2 separate regions of the Homo sapiens genome follow, and region 1 is linked to region 2. The links are chromatin contacts, found by Hi-C or POLR2A ChIA-PET in ENCODE. All regions are on one chromosome and are shown on one strand. The core of a region is the stretch at or near the end of the contact, and the rest is flanking DNA. Distances in the headings are between cores, read along the strand shown. Region 1 overlaps SPRY4-AS1 (SPRY4 antisense RNA 1). Region 2 overlaps SPRY4-AS1 (SPRY4 antisense RNA 1).

Evidence for each region. Hi-C counts contacts between places; a loop is a spot of excess contacts on that map. ChIA-PET counts read pairs that join two places held with the same protein, here RNA polymerase II (POLR2A).
Region 1: POLR2A ChIA-PET joins it to region 2 with 10 read pairs in HepG2. The contact joins two enhancer-like sites. A Hi-C loop is called at or near these places in 1 of 168 maps with a recorded cell type or tissue (ovary). POLR2A ChIA-PET finds 5 or more read pairs at or near these places in 7 of 52 experiments (AG04450, CD4-positive, alpha-beta T cell, CD8-positive, alpha-beta memory T cell and 4 more).

The regions. Positions count from the first base shown.
Region 1 is chr5:142,388,154-142,391,741 of GRCh38, forward strand. The region is part of intron 3 of SPRY4-AS1 (SPRY4 antisense RNA 1); the gene reads left to right. Among named protein-coding and RNA genes, the nearest start is that of SPRY4-AS1, 65 kb to the left of the region's middle. RefSeq lists an enhancer at 453-954. Within about 2 kb of position 1,423, at least 8 of the 41 ENCODE cell types and tissues checked have a DNase peak (open chromatin) inside an H3K27ac peak, as active enhancers do.
Region 2 is chr5:142,445,056-142,448,952 of GRCh38, forward strand. All of the region lies in intron 3 of SPRY4-AS1 (SPRY4 antisense RNA 1), which reads left to right. Among named protein-coding and RNA genes, the nearest start is that of SPRY4-AS1, 120 kb to the left of the region's middle. Within about 2 kb of position 1,861, at least 4 of the 41 ENCODE cell types and tissues checked have a DNase peak (open chromatin) inside an H3K27ac peak, as active enhancers do.

The DNA.
Region 1 (3,588 bases), core at 173-2,672, 57 kb before region 2:
TCTAGCAGAGAATAAACACATAAAGATCTTGCCATTGTGGAACTTACAGTCCAGTGGAGGGAGAAAGATGAACAAAAAGATCATATGATGTCAGGTGGTATTAAAGAAGAATTAACACTTATGGTAAGGAAGACTTTATTCAAGACTATTGCAACAGGAGTTGACTTTTTTTCTTTTTTTTTTCTTTGAGATGGAGTCTCTGTCACCCAGGCTGGAGTGCAGTGGTGCGATCTCGGCTCACTGCACCCTCTGCCTCCCAGGTTCAACCGATTCTCCTGCCTCAGCCTCCTGAGTTGCTGGGATTACAGGCACATACCACCACACCTGGCTAATTTTTGTATTTTTAGTAGAGATAGGGTTTCACCATGGTGGTCAGGCTGGTCTTGAACTCCTGACTGACCTCAGGTCATCCACCCTCCTCATCCTCCCAAAGTGCTGAGATTACAGGCATGAGCCATTGCACCCGGCCTAGGAGTTAACTTTTGCAATAGAGGAAGGAGGTTGAGTTCATCACTGAATCCAGCAAAGACCTAGTTGGGCATTTATAATCAGAGTGAGGGGGTCATTGGGTGGAAAATCACTAAGAGAAGACACGAAGGGTAGGGGAACTCTTGCTAAACCAACTCAACAGGATTCTGTGGAAGGCAGGCCAAGGACTTACACATTAAAAGTGGGGGATGAGGAACTTGGTCAGATATTGAGGGTGGGGGAATGACTCAGCTGAATTATTTGCTAAAGGCAGGCCACATGAAGAAGAGGATCTAGAGGAGCCTGTCTAAAGTTTGGTCAAGGAGAGAGTCTTTGTTGGTGCTGTGAAGCAAATGAAGCAGCTGTGGGATAGTGAGGCTACAGAGTGACAGGTTAGGCCCTTTTTTTGTTTTTGAGATGGGTGTCTTCTTCTGTTGCCTGAGCTGTGGTGCAATGGCTTGATCATAGCTCACTGCAGCCTCGAACTCCTGGGCCCAAGCAATCCTCCTGCTTCAGCCTCCTTACTAGCAGGGACAACAGGCACCTGTCATTGTGTTTGGCTCATAGGGGTGCTTTTTAAATTTAATTTAGTTTTATTTTTGAGGTGAAGTGTTCACTGTGTAGCGACACGATCTCGGCCCACTGCAATCTCCGTCTCCCAGGTTCAATCAATTCTCCTGCCTCAGCATTCTGAGTAGCTGGGATTACAGCCGTCCTCCACCACGCCTCACTAATTTTTGTATTTTTAATAGAGACAGGGTTTCACTATGTTGGCCAGGCTGGTCTTGAACTCCTGACCTCAAGTGATCCACCCGCCTTGGCCTCCCAAAGTGTTGGGATTACAGGCGTGAGCCACCGCACCCGGCCTGCAGTGCTTTTTAATACTCAGTGTTAGCAAGGTCTTTAGGGCTGAAATCTGGATCATGTGTCAGAGCCAGACTTTCAAATGGCCCCCCTAGAGGGTGTGTTCTGGGTAAAGGAAACAGCCTGTACAAAGGCCCTGAGGGGTGTGTTCAGTGTGTTTGAGCAACAGTGAGGAGGAGGGGGTTTGTAGGGGAAGAGTGATAGGAAATAAGGTTGAAGAGGGTGGGGTGAGAGTAGATCATGCAGGCCTTATAGGATGTGATAAAAAAGGATGAGAAAGAAAGCTGGGAGGAAGGATAATTTGGATTTAGGGTAAGGGACAGCGTTGCTCATCTACAGGACCACAAGGGGTTCTGTGCTGCAGGGGCATAAGAAGGAGCATGTGCCATGTGGGGAATGCAGGGAAGCAGGGCAGAGGGACGTAGGAGAGGAAGATTAAGAGCCAAGGGGGAGGGGCAGGCAGGCAGGTCCTTTTCCATCTTTTCAGTCAGGGTTTCTCAATCATTTTAATGAGAGCCTCAGCCCTTGCGTAAAAATCAAGCAATAAAGGGAGGAATGCCTCTCTGTTTAACTTGAAGGAGAGCTACAGAAGATGGAAAAGAGGGTTAGTTGAAATAAAGTTGGAGCTGATCTCGCTTGGCTGGCTGCCCTTTCTATAAATATCGCCCTCCCAGTCCTGGAAATGCAGCAGTTAGGGTCCTTGTGAGCTACTGAGGAACATCCTTCCTGTTCAAATGCCCAGGACTTGGCTGCCTGTGCACTTCCATATGCAAAGTGCCTAGAAGCTGGGGAGAGGGAGAGTGCAGGGTCAAAAGTGGGGAATTCTGAGCCCACTCCTTTTACCCCCTGGGGGTGGCCTCACTTCCTCTGGGGGCTCTGACAGCTCTCTGGCCTGTCTTCAGCTTAGAAATCTGCAAAAGTCATTGGCCAGGCTCAGGAGAACTAATCCTTTGTGCCAGAGGTATGGTGGTATGGTGGGGAGCTAGCTCCTCGCTGGTGCTGAGCCCTGCTGCCCCTGGGGTTTTACTGGGAGAGAGGGAGAGGGTGGAGGGGCTAGTGTAATTCGGCAATTTGTGAGTTAAAAAGCAGATGAGAACCCACAGAGTAACGAGACATTCTTCTCTTTGCATGCAAGATTCTGCTGAATGTTGGAAGAGGAAGGAATATTTTTCTTGCTTTTCAGACATGACATCCTGTGAGGGGAAGATTTGGAACAGATGGGGGCCAGGGGAGCCTCACTGTATTTGCTTGTTTCACCACCACCTCCTCCCTCCCACAACCAGAAATGTCTTTTTCTTCCCGCCTAGGGAAGTTAATGTAAAGGCAGGTAGGGGGGATGTCCTGTAGATTAGGAAAGTAAGTTATCAGGGGTCAGGGAAAAATAATCCATTAGGTTTCCAGAAAGAATCCACTTTTCATTGCAGTCTCCTTCTAGGTCCAAAGATAGACAACTAACTCAAAATTGTATCTTCGCTTTAATCACTGCTCTGGTGATATTTGCATTAATGAAAGAGAAAAGAAAGCATCCCCAACAGATGGAAAAGGCGGCTCTCTGACTAGTGAAAGGTAAGGAATTTTTCTGAAATCTTGGGTGCACAATGTGGGAAAAACAAAATTGGTAATGTCTCATGGGATCAGCGCAGGCATCTGCACAGTTTTCACTCCGACTTCTGTCTGTCAGATTGACTGCATTAGAGAAGACCGTAAATGTGGTGATGGAAGTGGGCTGTGACACACTTGACTGGCTGTAGCAGTGTTCCTGGTAGAGCCACATTCCCAGCACAGCTGTGGGTAGCTGGGCAGCTAGTATGATGTTAGTCCCCAAATCACAGCCGATTCTTTCTGCTGTCAAATATACAGCCCCTGAGCCCCCTTCCCCTGAACCTGGAAGGGGGTTCTGCTGGTGAAGTCAGATGGCCTTGTTAGCCAGGGTGGGCCAGTCTAACTGCCTGTTGCATCTTGTCTGTTCCCCAAAGACAGCTTGGCTTGATGTGATGTGAAAAGGATGGGGCAGAAGGAGAAGGGGACAGATTCTGTGCTTTCCTTCTGTCGTTCTTTTTTGGCTGGTGGGAGCCTGTGTTGTTTTTCTCTTCCTTCGTAGGAGGGGATTTTGAGTTCTGGGGTCTGGCTGAGGAGACACGTGCCAGAGTGTCTGGCCCTTTTGGGTCAGGCTGCCTGACTCTGGCACACAGTTCTGGAAGGATGTCCTGGAGAGCTGGTTTACTGAGGCAACAGCTGCAAGCTAACTAGGGAAAG
Region 2 (3,897 bases), core at 611-3,110:
AGCCCCCCATGCATTACCTATTTATCCTGATACTGCCCCCTCTGCCCCTGCTCCCACCACAGGCCCCAGGGTGTGTTTTTTCCCTCCCTGTGTCCGTGTGTTCTCATTGTTCAGCTCCCACTTATAAGTGAGAACATGTGGAAGAAGCACCATCTTTAAGGCTCAACCTGCTATGTCACTAGGGGCAGCATTCAGAGAGGTCGTCAGGAAGTCCATGGTCAGTTCATTGAATCTGCAGGAGGGTAAATAGGACATAATTACCCAAATGGCATGTGGGCAGGCCCCAGGCCATCCTGCAAGAAGTGCTGGGTAAGCATCTGCAACCACTAATGATGCCCCTCAAGGCCCTGGTGCTGCTCAGAGGTGGCGCCGCCAGCCCTGAAGCCCCTATTCCCATGCTCCTGGGTGAGTCAGGCTGTGTTGAAGGAGGGCCCCACCTGATTCACCAGTCCCACTTCCTTTACTTCCTGGTGGTCCCCACCCACACAGCCACCACACCCAGAGCAGCACTGACCAGTAGGACCAAAATTAGCTTCTGAGGCATAATGGGAAAACTTGGTCCAAGATCGGGTGGGCGATGGGTAAATTACAAAGGGACCCCGGGTTAAAGATATCAGCTCACCAGTTTCCACTTAAATCCCTACCACCTTCCACTTACTGGGGCCATTTGTTGCTGGAGTAGGCATAAGGAGACATTTCCTTTCGTGCCAAGTTTAAGCAGCTAACTCCTGTCAAGCATCTAAGGGTTAGTTCAGAAATGAGAGTGTACAATGGCACCAGCACCATAAAAATAACTGGATGGTTGTATTAATCTGTTCTTGGATTGCTATAAAGAACTACCCGAGACTTAATTTATAAAGAAAACTACCTGAGACTTAATTTATAAAGAAAACTACCTGAGACTTAATTTATAAAGAAAAGAAGTTTAATTGCCTTACGGTTCCACAGGCTCTATAGGAAGCATGGCTAGGGAGGCCTCAGGAAACTTACAGTCATGGTGGAAGGCAAAGGGGAAGCAGGCATGTCTGTCCTACATGGCTGGTGCAGGAGGAAGACAAGGGAGAGGTGCTACACATTTTTAAACAACCAAATCTCATGAGAACTCACTATCACAAGAACAAGGGAAAAATCCACCCCCGTGATCCAGTCACTTCCTACCAGGCCCCTCCTCCAACACTGGGGATTACAATTTGACCTGAGATTTGGGTGGAGACACAAATCCAAACCATATCAATAGTAGAGACTCAGCTGCTGTTTCACAACTACTTGTTTACTAGTGTGTGTGTTGGGAGTGAGGGTTCTAGTCGTTCCGGATATTATTTCTCAGGCTCATTTTTCTAAAGATGACTTCTACTTTACCCTGCCTTATCACATTCCATTCACTGATGACCTTGCTTAGTAATCAGTAAAAAATGAGACCAGCAACATCACAGCTTTCTCTCTCTCAGTTCTTCACTGAGACCCCAGAACCAACTCCTCCTGCAAACTCTGGGAACTTCATCCACAATATTTCCTTCTCTCTCCCTCCTGTTTCATCAGTCTGTGTTTTCTAACTCCTTCCTCTAAATCTATACTAAAATGACCCATCCTAAAAATAATCACCTTCCCACAACTTTCCACTCTCCTTGTAACTATCCGTACCCTTCCTCTCTACCAAATGTCTTTTTTTGTTGTTGTTTTAAGCGAAAGCATGTTTATTAGGAAAGCAAAGAAATAAAGAATGGCTACTCCATATGCAGAGCAGCAACTTGGGCTGCTGGACTAATGGTGCTTATAATTATTTCTTGATTTTTATGCTAAAAAAGGGTGGATTATTCATGAGTTTTCTGGGAAAGGGGTTGGGCAATTCCTGGAACTGAGGGTTCTTCCCCTTTTAAAACCATATAGGGTAACTTCCTGACATTGCTATGGCGTTTGTAAACTGTCATGGCTCTAGTGGGAGTGTCTCTTAGCATGCTAATACATTATAATTAGCATATAATGAGCAGTGAGGACGACCAGAGGTCACTGTTTTTGCCTCCTTGGTTTTGGTGCCCGCCACCAAATATCTTGAAAGATGTTTGCCTGCTATCTCCACTGCTCAACTCCAGTTACAGTCTGGTTTCTGCTTCTACCATGGCACTGAAATTGCCCTGCCAGGCTTATAGCAAGCAACTCTGAACTCTCCAGATGTTTTGAGAGTTTCATCCCTATCAGTGAAAACAAATTGAGTATGTGCCTCAACATATGAATATTTATTTATAAATTATATACATATGCTAATGTATAGATATTGTGTCTACTATGAAATATAAACCAAAATAAATACTTTAAGAGATGATTTAATTATAGAAGTTTGAATATTTTCCCTAGTGGATTGTCTTCTGCCTGCCTCTTTGGTCTACTTACCGATTTCAGTATATTTATTTTTTTGTCAGCTTTATTGAGACATAATTTAATGTGGTAAAATCAATTTTAAGTATACAGTTCAACGAGTTTAGACAAATGTATAAAGTCTTATAACCACTACCCCAATCATAATATAGAACATTCCAACACCTCCAAAAGATCCCTCTTTTATTTTCAGTGAATTCCTTACCTCTTCCCCGACCCCTAGCAACCAGCAACCTGCTTTTTAATCACTATAATTTGCATTTTCTAGAATTTCATATAAATTAAATCACACAGTAAGTAGTTTTTTTGTATCTGGCATCTTTCACTTACCATGATGCTTTTGAGATTCATTCACGCTGCTGCATGTGTGGGTAGTTTTTTCATTTTTATGGCTCAGTAATTATCTGTTGTATGAAGATGCTATAATATGTTTACTCATTTACCTGTTGAAGGACAGGAATTTATGACTAAAGCTGCTATGAGCATTGACATATAAATATTTGTGTAGATATGCGTTTTTATTTCTCTTAGGTAAATACCTAGGAGTGGGATTTCTAAGTCATATGGTAAGTATATGTTTAACTTTATCAGAAACTGCCAAACTGTTTTGTAAAGTGCCTGAAAAATTGCATCCTCATCTGCATCTATGAAAGTTCCATTTCCTCCCATATCCTCACCAACACTTAATATTGCCAGTCTTTTACATTTTAGCCATTGAGGGGGATATGTAGTGCTATATACAAAGCTGATTACTGCAGCCTTATAAGAATTTTTGAAATAATCCTTTAATTTTTTTTAAAAATCAAAATTGTTTAGACCTCTCTCCTTTTTTTTTTTTTTTTGAGACAGAGTCTCACTCTAACACCTGGGCTGGAGTACAGTGGTATGATGTTGGCTCACTGCAACCTCTACCTCCCAGGTTCAAGTGATTCTCTTGCCTCAGCCTCCCGAGTAGCTAGGCACACACCACCACAACAAGCTAATTTTTGCGTTTTTAGTAGAGACGGGGTTTCCCCAGGTTGGCCAGGCTGGTCTCGAACTCCTGAACTCAAGTGATCCACCAGCCTCGGCCTCCCAAAGTGCTGGGATTACAGCCATGAGCCGCTGCACCCAGCCCCCTACTTTTTAATATAAATATCTAAATCTGCCATCTTGCTACTTGTTTTCTATTTGTCCCATCTGTGTTTTGTTGTTCCTTTTTTCTTTTTCTGCATTCTTTTAGATTAAGTGCTTTAATATTATTTCTTAGCAACTTTATTGAGGAATAATTTACATACCATAAAATTCTTCCATCTTAAATATACAATTTGGCCAGGTGCCGTGGCTCACACTTGTAATCCCAGCACTTTGGGAAGCTGAAGTGGGAGGATTGCTTGAGGCCAGGAGTTCAAGGCCAGCCTGGGCAACATAGTGAGACCCCTGTCTCTACAAAAAAAAAATTTTTTTAATTAGCCAGGCATGGTGATGTGTGCCTGTGGTCCTAGCTACTTGGGAGGCTGAGGTGGGAGGATCGCCTGAGCCCAG